Regions from separate parts of the Homo sapiens genome. Here region 2 is linked to region 1. A link is an interaction called in ENCODE POLR2A ChIA-PET data of the cell type or tissue named here. Cell type or tissue: K562. All regions are shown on one strand. Each heading gives the region's core, and the rest is flanking DNA. Links, peaks and the distances in the headings are about the cores only. Region 1 holds the start of LINC02354 (long intergenic non-protein coding RNA 2354). Region 2 overlaps SENP1 (SUMO specific peptidase 1).

Region 1 (5,378 bases), core at 143-5,142:
GAGGCAGGAAAGAGAGCAATGAGCTGAGGGTGGCTAAGCTGGGAGGTGAGCGAGGGTGCCCTGGCTGAGACCTTGAAAAACTCCACCCATGATGATCACCATTATACTCCTCTTCATCAACACACATTTGTTGAGCATCTACTCTTTGCCAGGCACCGTGTCAGACTCTCAGGCACAGAGGCAAAAAAAAAAAAAAAAGCCACAGTGAGGAATTCATCACCTCCTGGGGAGCAGGATACAATCTAAGAACAGAACCTGGAGTGGAGAAAACGGTTGGATGAGGGACTCGAATAACATATGCTGCAAAGGAGAGGGAGGATTCAGAGTCACCAGAGTTCCAAGCTGGGAGACACCTAATGGATCCTGGGATCAATGTGGGTTGGGGCAATAGTTCTGCCCTCACCTGCTCTCCTTTGTGCTTGGGGTCTGAGGAAACCCAGAACAGTGATTCTAGAAATCTCTGCCTCAACAGATCCCTCACTCCAGCTTGGTCTAAATGGCTAGGGGTGGGAAGGCAGAGGAGGCAGAGACAATGTGCAGACATCTCCCTTGGGCAGGCCCTGAGTCCTGGGCTCCAGGGTTCCCTGCACTGAGCATTTTTTTTTTTTTTTAGACAGAGTTTGGCTCTTGTTGCCCAAGCTGGAGTGCAATGATGCAATCTCGGCTCACTGCAACTACTGCCTTCCGGGTTCAAGCGATTCTCCTGCCTCAGCCTCCCGAGTAGCTGGGATTACAGGCACACACCACCACACCTGGCTAATTTTTTTGTATTTTTAGTAGAAACAGGGTTTCACCATGTTAGCCAGGCTGGTCTTGAAGTCCTGACCTCAGGTGATCCACCTGTCTCGGCCTCCCAAAGTGCTGGGATTACAGGTGTGAGCCACCATGCCTGGCCCCCTGCACTGAGCTTTTAAGAGATCATTTAGGCCTGCGTGGTGGCTCACACCTGTAAACCCAGCATTTTGGGAGGCTGAAGTGGGCAGATTACCTGAGGTCAGGAGTTCAAGACCAGCCCGGCCAACATGGCAAAACCCCGTCTCTACTAAAAACACAAAAATTAGCCAGGCGTGGTGGCAGGCACCTGTAATCTCAGCTACTCCGGAGGCTGAGGCAGGAGAATTGCTTGAATCCAGAAGGCAGAGTTTGCAGTGAGCTGAGATCGTGCTACTGCATTCCAGCCCGGGTGACAGAGTGAGACTCCACCTCAAAACGAAAGAAAGAAAAAAAGAGATCATTTAAAAGTACCCAGAAGAATGGACAGAGTGAGGAGGTGTTGTACTGTGGTTAAGAGCAAGGATTTGGTGTCGAGCTGCTTGGGCTGGAGCTTGTTGCTTCCCCACTGCTTGACCTTACGTATATTATTTAACCTTGAGGAGTCTTGGTTTCCCATCTGCAGATTAGGGTATGAAGTGCCTGCTATATTAGGGTTTTGCGAGGACCGATGAGATTGGGACATGAAGTACTTAACTACAGTGCCTGGCACACATTGGGCTGTTAGGGACAGAGCTCCAATGCTCACATCAGTAATAGAAGAGAGACAGTGTCCTGTCTCTTCTGTCTCCCTAAGCCTGTTTTCCTCTATAATTTGAGGTCTCAAAGTGAGCACTGAGCTGATTTATGCAAATGAATCCAGTAGGGCCTATCGCCCAAGCTGACCTTTCTAGGGTATACAGGGTAGCTTGGCCAGGCTACAGAAATGGGAAAATAGGTGCAACCTTCCTGATCCTCCTGAAATCCTCAAGTGTTGTCTTGAAGTTGAGGGGAACCAGGACCAGGCTGCGGGGAGTACCACAGGGACTGCAGAAAGGGCCTGGCCTCCCCTCCCGAAACACTGCACATCTGGAGTGATCTGCCCATCTGGCTGTATCCCTGGGGCAATGGCCACAGCTGCTATTTGAGGGAGGAGACATCCAGCTCCTTAGCCAGGGCCTGGGGCCGGGGGGTGGGGGGGTGGTGGGTAGTGGGGGCTATAAATAAGAGGACCAGGGGGGCAAGGTTGACCTTTTGGGGCGGGGGGCAGGAGCTGGTGACTTCCCCCTCTTTGCTTGAGTCCAGAGCCAGAGTTTTAGCAAAACAGGAAGAGGCAGCAGCAGCTTCTGGGAAAGTGGGAGTGGCTCCCCTTCCCCCACTTGCCTGGGGCCTTCGGATCCCAGCCAGGACCTGGGAGAGGTGGAGTCATCTAGGCAAGGAGAGGGAGGGGCAGACCCACGCAGACTGGGCCCCAGCTTCAGTGCCCTCAAATGGCGCAGCCGGGGCACAGGAAAAGGAGAATGAGACAGAGAAGGGCAGCCCAATGGAGTATATCTGCCACCCCTCGTCCCCTCCTGTTCCCTTCTATAGGCATTAGAAATGGAGCTCAAAATGTGCCTGTGACCCAGGTAGTGTACATGGAAGTTCGAGGTCAAGTTGAGCACACCTCCATCTCTCATCCCCTCCCAGCCTGTGGTGAGCTAAGCCTAAGACAGAGTGCGTGGGAGGGAGGGCTCTAGACAGGAGGAAGGACACCTCTGGGCTTCTGGAAAGAGATCCAGGACCTGGCCCAGGTGGAGTGATAGAAAAATCTTCCAATGAACTATCAAGGTGAGGGGATCCAAAGGTCTGGGTGGTCCTGGGTGAGTGTTTTTCCAGAATAATGGGGCATCTACAGGGACAAGCTCAGGAGAGCTAAGCCTCAGTCCAGAGACCCTCATGAAGTCAAAGACTGAAGGAATTATCCAGGAAATGTTGCCTGGCTTTGCTTCGCCTGAGTGAGGCTGGCCACTGAGAATCTGTCCTTCAGTGTCTGTCTGGAGACATCTGGTTGGAGCTCTGGCTGGCCCACACCTGTAGTAGGGCCTGCACCTGTGTCTGTCATGTACTGCCCTTGTCTCCCGAGCCTGGAGCCCCACACTTCACCTGCTGGGAGGGTCTAGATAAGCGCTGTCCAATAGAAACGGAATGTGAGCCACATATGTAACTTATTTTCTATTAGCCACATCAAAAAAAGGAAAAATAAACAGGTGAAATTCATTTTAGTAGTATATTTATGTAACCTAATATAGTAAATCTAAAACATTATTTTGGTATGCAATCAAAATAAAAAATTACTAATGAAATCTTTTACATTTTTTTTCCATACTAAGTGTTTGAAAGCCAGTGTATATTTTATACTAACAGCACATTTCAATTCTGACTGGCCACATTTCAAGTGCTTAGTAGCCACATGTGGCCACTGGCTACTGTATGGACAGCACAAGTTTAGACTTATAGCTTTACCTCTTCTTCATCCCTTCCAGTCTCTTATTGGGGAAGAGGCTCAAGAGGTGAAGGAAAAAGCTGGTGAGGCCAGTGTTAAGGGTTAATTTGCTCTAGGAGGGTGACCACTCCCTTTGGGTTTCAAGCATCTATCTCTAGACCTGGATCCGTTTTAGTGTCCAGGCAGGCAAGGAAATTGAGGCATAGAGCAGCATCTTCCCTGACAACTGGCCTTCTCCTGCCCTTCCCAGTGCTCCTTCTCTGAGCAGAAGGTTGATAGAATCCGATTACCTCTTCAGGCGCATTAGCCTCCACCTTCCTCTTTCCTCTTCCAAAAGCGACTCCAAACCCAAAGGTATTTGAGTAGCTGAGTTAAGGAATATGGGAGGAGAAGCAAATTTGGAGGAAAATGCAGAATGGAGCTTTGCACAGGTGGAGTTTGAGGTGTTGGTGGGATGAGCAAGGGGGGTTGTTGAGTGGACAGTTGGTATCTGGAGCTCAGGGAAGAATTTGGAGGTCATCAGTGAGAGAGGAAATTGTAGGAATGAATGACACCACAAGAGCAGGGGAGAAGAGAGGAGAGAAGGGGAGGGCAGGGAAGATGGCTAAATACAGAAACCTGAGAAAACAAAGACTTCAGATGGGCGAGGAGTGGAAGCTGGAGCAGGCCGGGAGCAGTCACAGATTTCAATGAAGCAAGAGGAAGTGCATCGGAATCCCAAGTGGGAGAGAATATCAAGAAGGAGAGACTCGCACACGGTTGCAGTTGACAATGCTTTAAAATCATTTTTTTGTTGTTGTTTGTTTTTGTTTGAGATGAAGTCTTGCTCTGTGGCCCAGGCTGGAGTGCAATGGCATGATCAGGGCTCACTGCAACCTCCGACTCCCAGGTTCAAGTGATTCTCCTGCCTCAGCCTCCCGAGTAGCTGGGACTACAGGCACCCGCCACCAAGCCCGGCTAATTTCTATATTTTTAGTAGAGACAGGGTTTCACCATGTTGGCCAGGCTGGTCTGACCTCAGGCAATCTGCCTGCCTCGGCCTCCCAAAGTGCTGGGATTACAGGTATGAGCCACCGCACCCGGCCCTAAAATCATTCTTATAAAGAGAGCTCACACAAACTGTTAAGAAGCACTAGAACAGTGGAGACTAAAGTTCAAAGCCCAGAAACAGACTCTCCTGGTACAGAGGAAACACAACTCACAAGCAGAGGTAGGGGTATGTTCAACCTGATCGTCCTCAAAGTAATGCCAATTAAAATGAGACAAAGGTAGGTGCCTTTTTGAAACATTAGCGAGAGCTCGGTGAAGTGTGTGTGCTGTCGGTAATGGCGTAACCTCTTTTGAAATCAGTTTGGCAATATATAGTAAGAGCTATAATGTGCTGTTACCCTTTGGCTCAATAACCCCACCCAGTGTATCCTAAACTAGATTTCTATAGTCAAAATTGGGGGAGGAGGAGCGGAGTATGTGCCTAATGATGTCCCCCATCACACTGCCTATAATATAGAAAATTAGAGACAATTTGAACACTTATGATTGGAAAATTGTGGAGGTAAATTATGATACTATATTTCCACTTAATAGAAAACTATGAAGCTGTTAGGAAGATGTTTATATGCAACACAGCATCACAAGAGAATAGAGATTGGTACATACCCCATGATTGCAACTGTATTAAAAAACATATAGGCATGGAGGAGAAGGTGAAGAGGAAATATGTGTCATAGGTAATGATTATGTAGGGTGGAATGGGTATATATGGTTTTGGTCTCATTTAATGAGTCTTAACATTGCGGAGAGCGGGAATGAGGGTTGACCAGAAGCTGAGATTTGGGTCTCAGCTATAGCAAGGGCCCTGACAACCTTCCAGAGGCCACAAATGCATTTATCTGGCAACTTAATAGACTGAGCTCCGACCGCAAGGCAGGTGCGGTCACTGTGGGTATCAACTCAGCATTCTCCTGATAGGAAAAAGCCCACCGTGAGGGGTGATGGCCAGGTGCTCACTGCAGATTCCCTCCCATATATGGGAGGCTCCTGGAGCTCCATAGTCTCCTCTACTACTGCTGAGGAGCAGGCCATGGCAGGCGCCTGTGGGGACAGCCCCCAGAGGACAGGGCTGACTGCAGGAGGAACAGAGCAT
Region 2 (5,378 bases), core at 329-5,328, 220 kb after region 1:
CATTTATGCCTTCAATATTAAGTGTGGAAAGAAATTACAATGGCTGAGTGGGGAGATGTGTGATTCTTTGTTAATGAAACGACATCTTCTCTAATAGTGACTATGTTGTGTATGGTTCCATTAGGTCCAGGACTCTTTGGTACTAAAACTTGAAAGTTATCGTGCCGGAAGTTACTGCATACTTACTTTATGTGGCCAGCTGAGGTCAGGCCAGTGTCTGTCAACTGCAAGGAATGAATGGGCTAACTGATCCACGGCTTGGAAATATGACTAAGAAAACAGGCACATTTTTCAGAATGCTTTTTGGGGAATGGGAAAATGCCCCTGTTCTTTGACAAATATTTACACACCAGGATGCCAGAACAGTGAGCTACTGCCCAACAGTAAGCAACGACATACTGGGTAGGCAGCAGGGGAACACTGCCAGGAACACACCGGAGCACGGTCTAGACCAGAGAAAGGGCCTATAGATGAGGATGCCTAGGCAGCTGCGGGAAAACCACACTCGCCATGAGGCAGAGCTCTGAGGTAGGGGAAGGCTAGGACTGAAGAAAGACACTGTTTTCTCTGCAGCTGATGACTGAGCAACAGGCCCAGTCAGCCCAAAGGACTCAGGTTGTGGCTTATTCTCTGCCTAGTGTGATGCCCAATAGATAACTGGAGATCAGTTGTTACAGATAATAATTAATCAAGACACAATTAGAATCAGGTATTTCTTAACTATAAGTTTTCAGTCTAACTCTGCCCCTCAGGATAATGGTGCTAAAGACTGCCTCTAGGTTTCCGAAGGCAGCCATAAATGCAGTAGGATCTTCCCAGCAAGTACAGATTTCTAGGCTGTAAACTATGTTCTCTAATGAGGAAAAATTGGCAAGAAGGAATTCACTGATTCCTCTGGCCTTCTACCCATCTTATAATGTTGGCCATGTTATAGGGTAAACCCTTCAATCCAAGACATAAGCAGATGATCTGCCAGTTACTGTAAGCGAAACCTTCCATAGGGGCAGACAGCTTATATATTCCAACAAGAAATAAGGACTGAAGCAGGAGGTGAAAGGAATCAGGCAGAGAGATAAGGACGGTGAAGCACATGACAGCCATGGAAATACATCTCCCCTAGGTGCCTATCAGAGATTACCTCTGGAATCGTAAGTCTGAAGTGAAAAAAAAAAAAAAGAATGACATAAATGAGTGTCATGCTATACATCACTATTCTATTTTTCAAGAGGAAAGAGTTCCAGAAACCAAGGAAGCTTAGCTGGACTTACACAGCCTGAGTTTTGCTTGTTTTTTCACCTTCAGAGGGTTCACTAGAAAGCTAAAGACCAACACAGCTGAACAAGAACAGAGAACCCCAGTCATCAGACACCATGGTATCTGTTCCCTTTGAGAATTCCTCTTCCATTGCTGCACCCAACCAAAGTTTCTCAACTGAGAGGAAAATGGCCTCCAAAGTCAACTAGTTAATTAGCTCTAAGGAATGATCTGGGTTCTTTTTCATTTCCCCTAGATCCCAGTAGAAGGGAGTTTGGTGACCTCAATGCTCCCCACATTAGCTGAGAATGTAAATCTGACATCCAAGGCAGAATCTGGATTCAAGTCTTTCTCCTCAATTTTTTTAGCTATTACACCATCCAAATGAGGAAAATTGCCATAGTTCAGCCAAGACACAATTAAACCAAAAAAATGAGCTAAGAGAGAACAAAAAAGTCCTACATGTCATCTCACAGAGGAGGGCTGAAGATGAAGGAAAAAGAAATGAGAGAAGGGATCACAGTGTTCAAGATGAAAGAGGAGCAGTGATGGTCACAGCATTTGCTTGACTTTTGTGAAGACAACTGTCCCCGACGCCAAGTTGGCAACAGCCCTTTCCTCAAACAAGACTCTCTTAGCACCAGCAGATCCTAAATTCCCTTTGAAATGAGCTAAAAGTAGATGAGTCCTGTGCTTGCTATTTGTCTCACCAATATACCACAATCTGAGGACTAACTGTCAACATTAGTCCACCTGTCACCTTTTCTGGGACCCACACTTGCCTCTATTTGCTCACTGTGGCTCTTGGTGCTTAAGGAGCTACCCTTCCTGCTGCCTTTGCAGCCTTGGCCATAAGCATCTACTTGTCTATGCAGTCATGTTTAGGGATGGGTGGGTTGTTTATAGTGCCTTGTTCCTTTGAGATTTTATTTGAAGAGCTGCCAGGCTGAAGCTGAAAAAAGCTTTTCTTTCAGAGAAAAGCCTACAATGTTTTCAAACTAAGGATTCAATCTTTTTCCTGTACATTACCACAATGACATAAACGACCAATGCTATTTGTATCTTCCTTCTTCCCCAGTAAACCAGCCAAACTATTGTTTTCTCATGTTTTTAGAAATAAAACATTTCACTACCAGTAAAGTCTTGATTTTTAGCCATTCTCATGCTTATAGTTTGAACTCTTCTAATTAGCTTGAGAAAAAATGTTCTAAAAGGCCTGGGCATGACAATACTTCTGAGCAGAGATCAAGACAACTTTTGGGGGGACAAAAGCCATTTTTCCAATTTTACCTCTCTAGATTTTCACCTTGACCTCCCCATTCTGATTTTCAAATTAAATTTACCCTTATCAACCACAAAGTCCAAGAGACTAACAGCAGCATTTGAATAGTATGGTTCAGGTCATTCACTCACAGGAGCTAACCTAGTAATATTATAGAAACCAGGAAGGCAGGTTTCCCTCACTGCAAACATGCACACAGAATTTTTCTTACATGCCAATTCAAGGAACAAATTATCAGAATTAAAGCTAAACTTTTAGAGAAAGACAGGCAAGCAACATGTTTATGGAGTCATTTATGGAGAATAACTACTATTCTCCATGTGACCTTGCATAAATCCCTGGTTAATCAGGGCTAGTTCTATTTAGAAACACTTCAAAGAGATAAACCATAATAATGTGGAAGCCAAAGAGTCACGTTAGAAAACTTTAGTTCTGATCGTTTTATTCTACACGTAAGTGTACAGCAATGGTGGATTCATCATAGTCACTTAACTAATTTATTTCATTTTGCCTAGTTTTTTTCCTTCTTATGCAATCAGCTTTTATTCTCTAAGGAAAACCTATTCCTAAGGCTAGGTTTGTCTGGTTGAACTTAATGTTTTGCAGGTTGTTTCCTCTCTTTACTGAGCATCACTCAGATTTAACTACTCCTTGGAAAAATTATCAAACTATGACCACTACCAATTCCCCCCGTTCCCATCAAAAATATATATTCTGAAAGTTAGAATGCTAGACAAAGCTGGGTGTGGGCTCCTGCCTGTAATCCTAGCACTTTAGGAGGCTAAGGTGGTAGGATCACTTGAGGCCAGGAATTCGAGACCAGGCTGGGCAATATAGTGAGACTTTCTCTCTAAAAACTAAAAACCAACAAAAAAGCCAGGCATGGTGGCACATTCCTGTGGTCCCAGCTCCTTGGGAGGCTGAGGCAGGAGGATCACTTTAGCTCGGGAGTTTGAGGCTGCAGTGAGCTATGATCACACCACTGCACTCTAGCCTGGATTACAGAGTGAGACCCTGTCTCAGGAAAAAAAAAAAAAAAAAAAAGAATGTTCATCAAAATGCAAGTGCTCTGGTTCCAGATTCTGACTCTGCAATAAAAATCGGGTGACTTTAGTACTTCCCCATAAAGTTTTGCTTCTTATTTTATGCCACCAATCAAGTAAGAATATGCTCTCTACACACCAGGCTATTGTGATGCTGAATAGCTGAGAGATATCTCTTTCTTTTCAGAGATGAAGCTTACCAAGTAGGTAATTAGTCTGCCTGGTTAGCTGTAGTTTCAGTGTAATTACAGTCTGCTATGTAGATTCTAAATTCCTCTTTCACCATCGTCCTGTCCCCCATATTTCCTATGAGTTTGTTCCTCATTGGCCTTTCACTAGCTGGTGAAGTTAGAAATACTGTATTCCAACAGTCCAATGCTTTTCCAATTGGAAACAACTGGTAATAACTAATATGGGTTTATAGAGTAGAACCCATCCCCCAAAAAAGAGACATGTCAGCTTGCTATTTTTCCAATTCATCCACGTAAATTGACAGCAAGGAATGAGAGGGAGAATAGGGTCTTGGGGGGAAAATAATAGAGAGACAGGAAATGCTCCAGTTATCCTGCTTCACGTAGGATAGGGCATAGAGGGCTGAGTAGAGGAAGTGTTCCTGGTGTACAAACATTTGGGTGCATAGGATCGATCTACCTGTTCCAGTCTTCTATATCCTTACTGATTTTCTACTTATTCTATCCATTACTCAGAGGCAGTGAAACCTCCAACAGTAATAGATTTGTCTATTTCTCCTTTCAGTTCTATCAGATTATGCTTCACGTATTTCGAAGTTCTGTTATTAGGTGTGTACATATTTAGGTTGCTAAGCCTTCTTGATGAACTGACCCCTTTATCATTAAGAAATGTCTCTATTACTGATAATATTCCTTGTTCTGAAATCTAATTTGTATAATGTTAATAAGTCACTTTTTTGAGTCATGTTTGCAGGGTATATTTTTTCTGTCCCTTAACTTTTGTAAACCTATGTCTTTACATTTAAAATGGTTCCTTGGCCAGGCGCAGTGGCTCACATCTGTAATCCCAGCACTTTGGGAGGCCAAGGCAGGTGGGTCACCTGAGGTCAGGAGTTCAAGACCAGGCTGGCCAACATGGTGAAACCCCATCTCTACTAAAAATAGACAAATTAGCTGGGTGTGGTGGCAGGTGCTTGTAATCCCAGCTACTCGGGGGGCTGGGGCAGGAGAATCGCTTGAACCTGGGAGGCTGAGGTTGCAGTGAGCCAAGATCATGCCATTGTACTCCAGCCTGGGCAACAAGACCAAAACTCCGTCTCAAAAATAAATAATAAATAGTTTCTTACAGACAGCTTTTTAATCCAATCTGACAATCTCTGCCTCTTTTCACATATATGTAATACAGATATAACATATACATATAAACATATATATGTTTAAAATATATACATTTTTAAAAACCGGAATATTTATTGTGTGACTAATCATTGAAATTCTTAAGATGAACTGGATGACACAACTGCTGCCCTCTTGGGTGTAGGTGTTGTTCCTGCAAAGAATCCATGCCTAAATCTGCAGTATACAATGTTTAGGTGCTTCATTCAACCAGTCGCCGTGGTATTTTCTTTTAGCCGTGGCAGTCCAGTTACACTTTCTCTTGCGCTTGGCAGGGGAGCCACATTTGCCACAGGTTGACTTCTGAAGGTGGTATGCCTTAGAGCCACAGAGGCAGCACAACTTGTGTATCATATCACGACACTTTCCAAACGGCGATGTTCCCTTCATCTTATTATCTTTACGGATACCTGCCAGACACCCTCACCAATG

The links. ChIA-PET counts read pairs that join two places held together with the same protein. Peaks named below come from ENCODE experiments on the same cell type or tissue, not always from the same donor. Only the 100,000 strongest peaks of a DNase experiment are listed, where the experiment ranks them.
Region 2: POLR2A ChIA-PET joins it to region 1 with 6 read pairs; 2 of 35 experiments call an interaction of 5 or more read pairs at or near these places.

What each region holds. Positions count from the first base shown.
Region 1 is chr12:47,826,951-47,832,328 of GRCh38, forward strand. It overlaps LINC02354 (long intergenic non-protein coding RNA 2354), which reads left to right and starts at 2,207. Exons shown (of 3, transcript XR_007063292.1): 1 at 2,207-2,580. RefSeq lists enhancers at 1,166-1,345, 5,082-5,131. In K562, for the core only: no CTCF peak of the experiment used is centred there; DNase peaks (open chromatin) are centred at 2,151, 2,441 and 2,878; H3K4me3 peaks cover 706 bases.
Region 2 is chr12:48,049,921-48,055,298 of GRCh38, forward strand. The region is part of intron 13 of SENP1 (SUMO specific peptidase 1); the gene reads right to left. It also overlaps the pseudogene RPL37P19. Among named protein-coding and RNA genes, the nearest start is that of COL2A1, 48 kb to the left of the region's middle. In K562, for the core only: no CTCF peak of the experiment used is centred there; no DNase peak of the experiment used is centred there.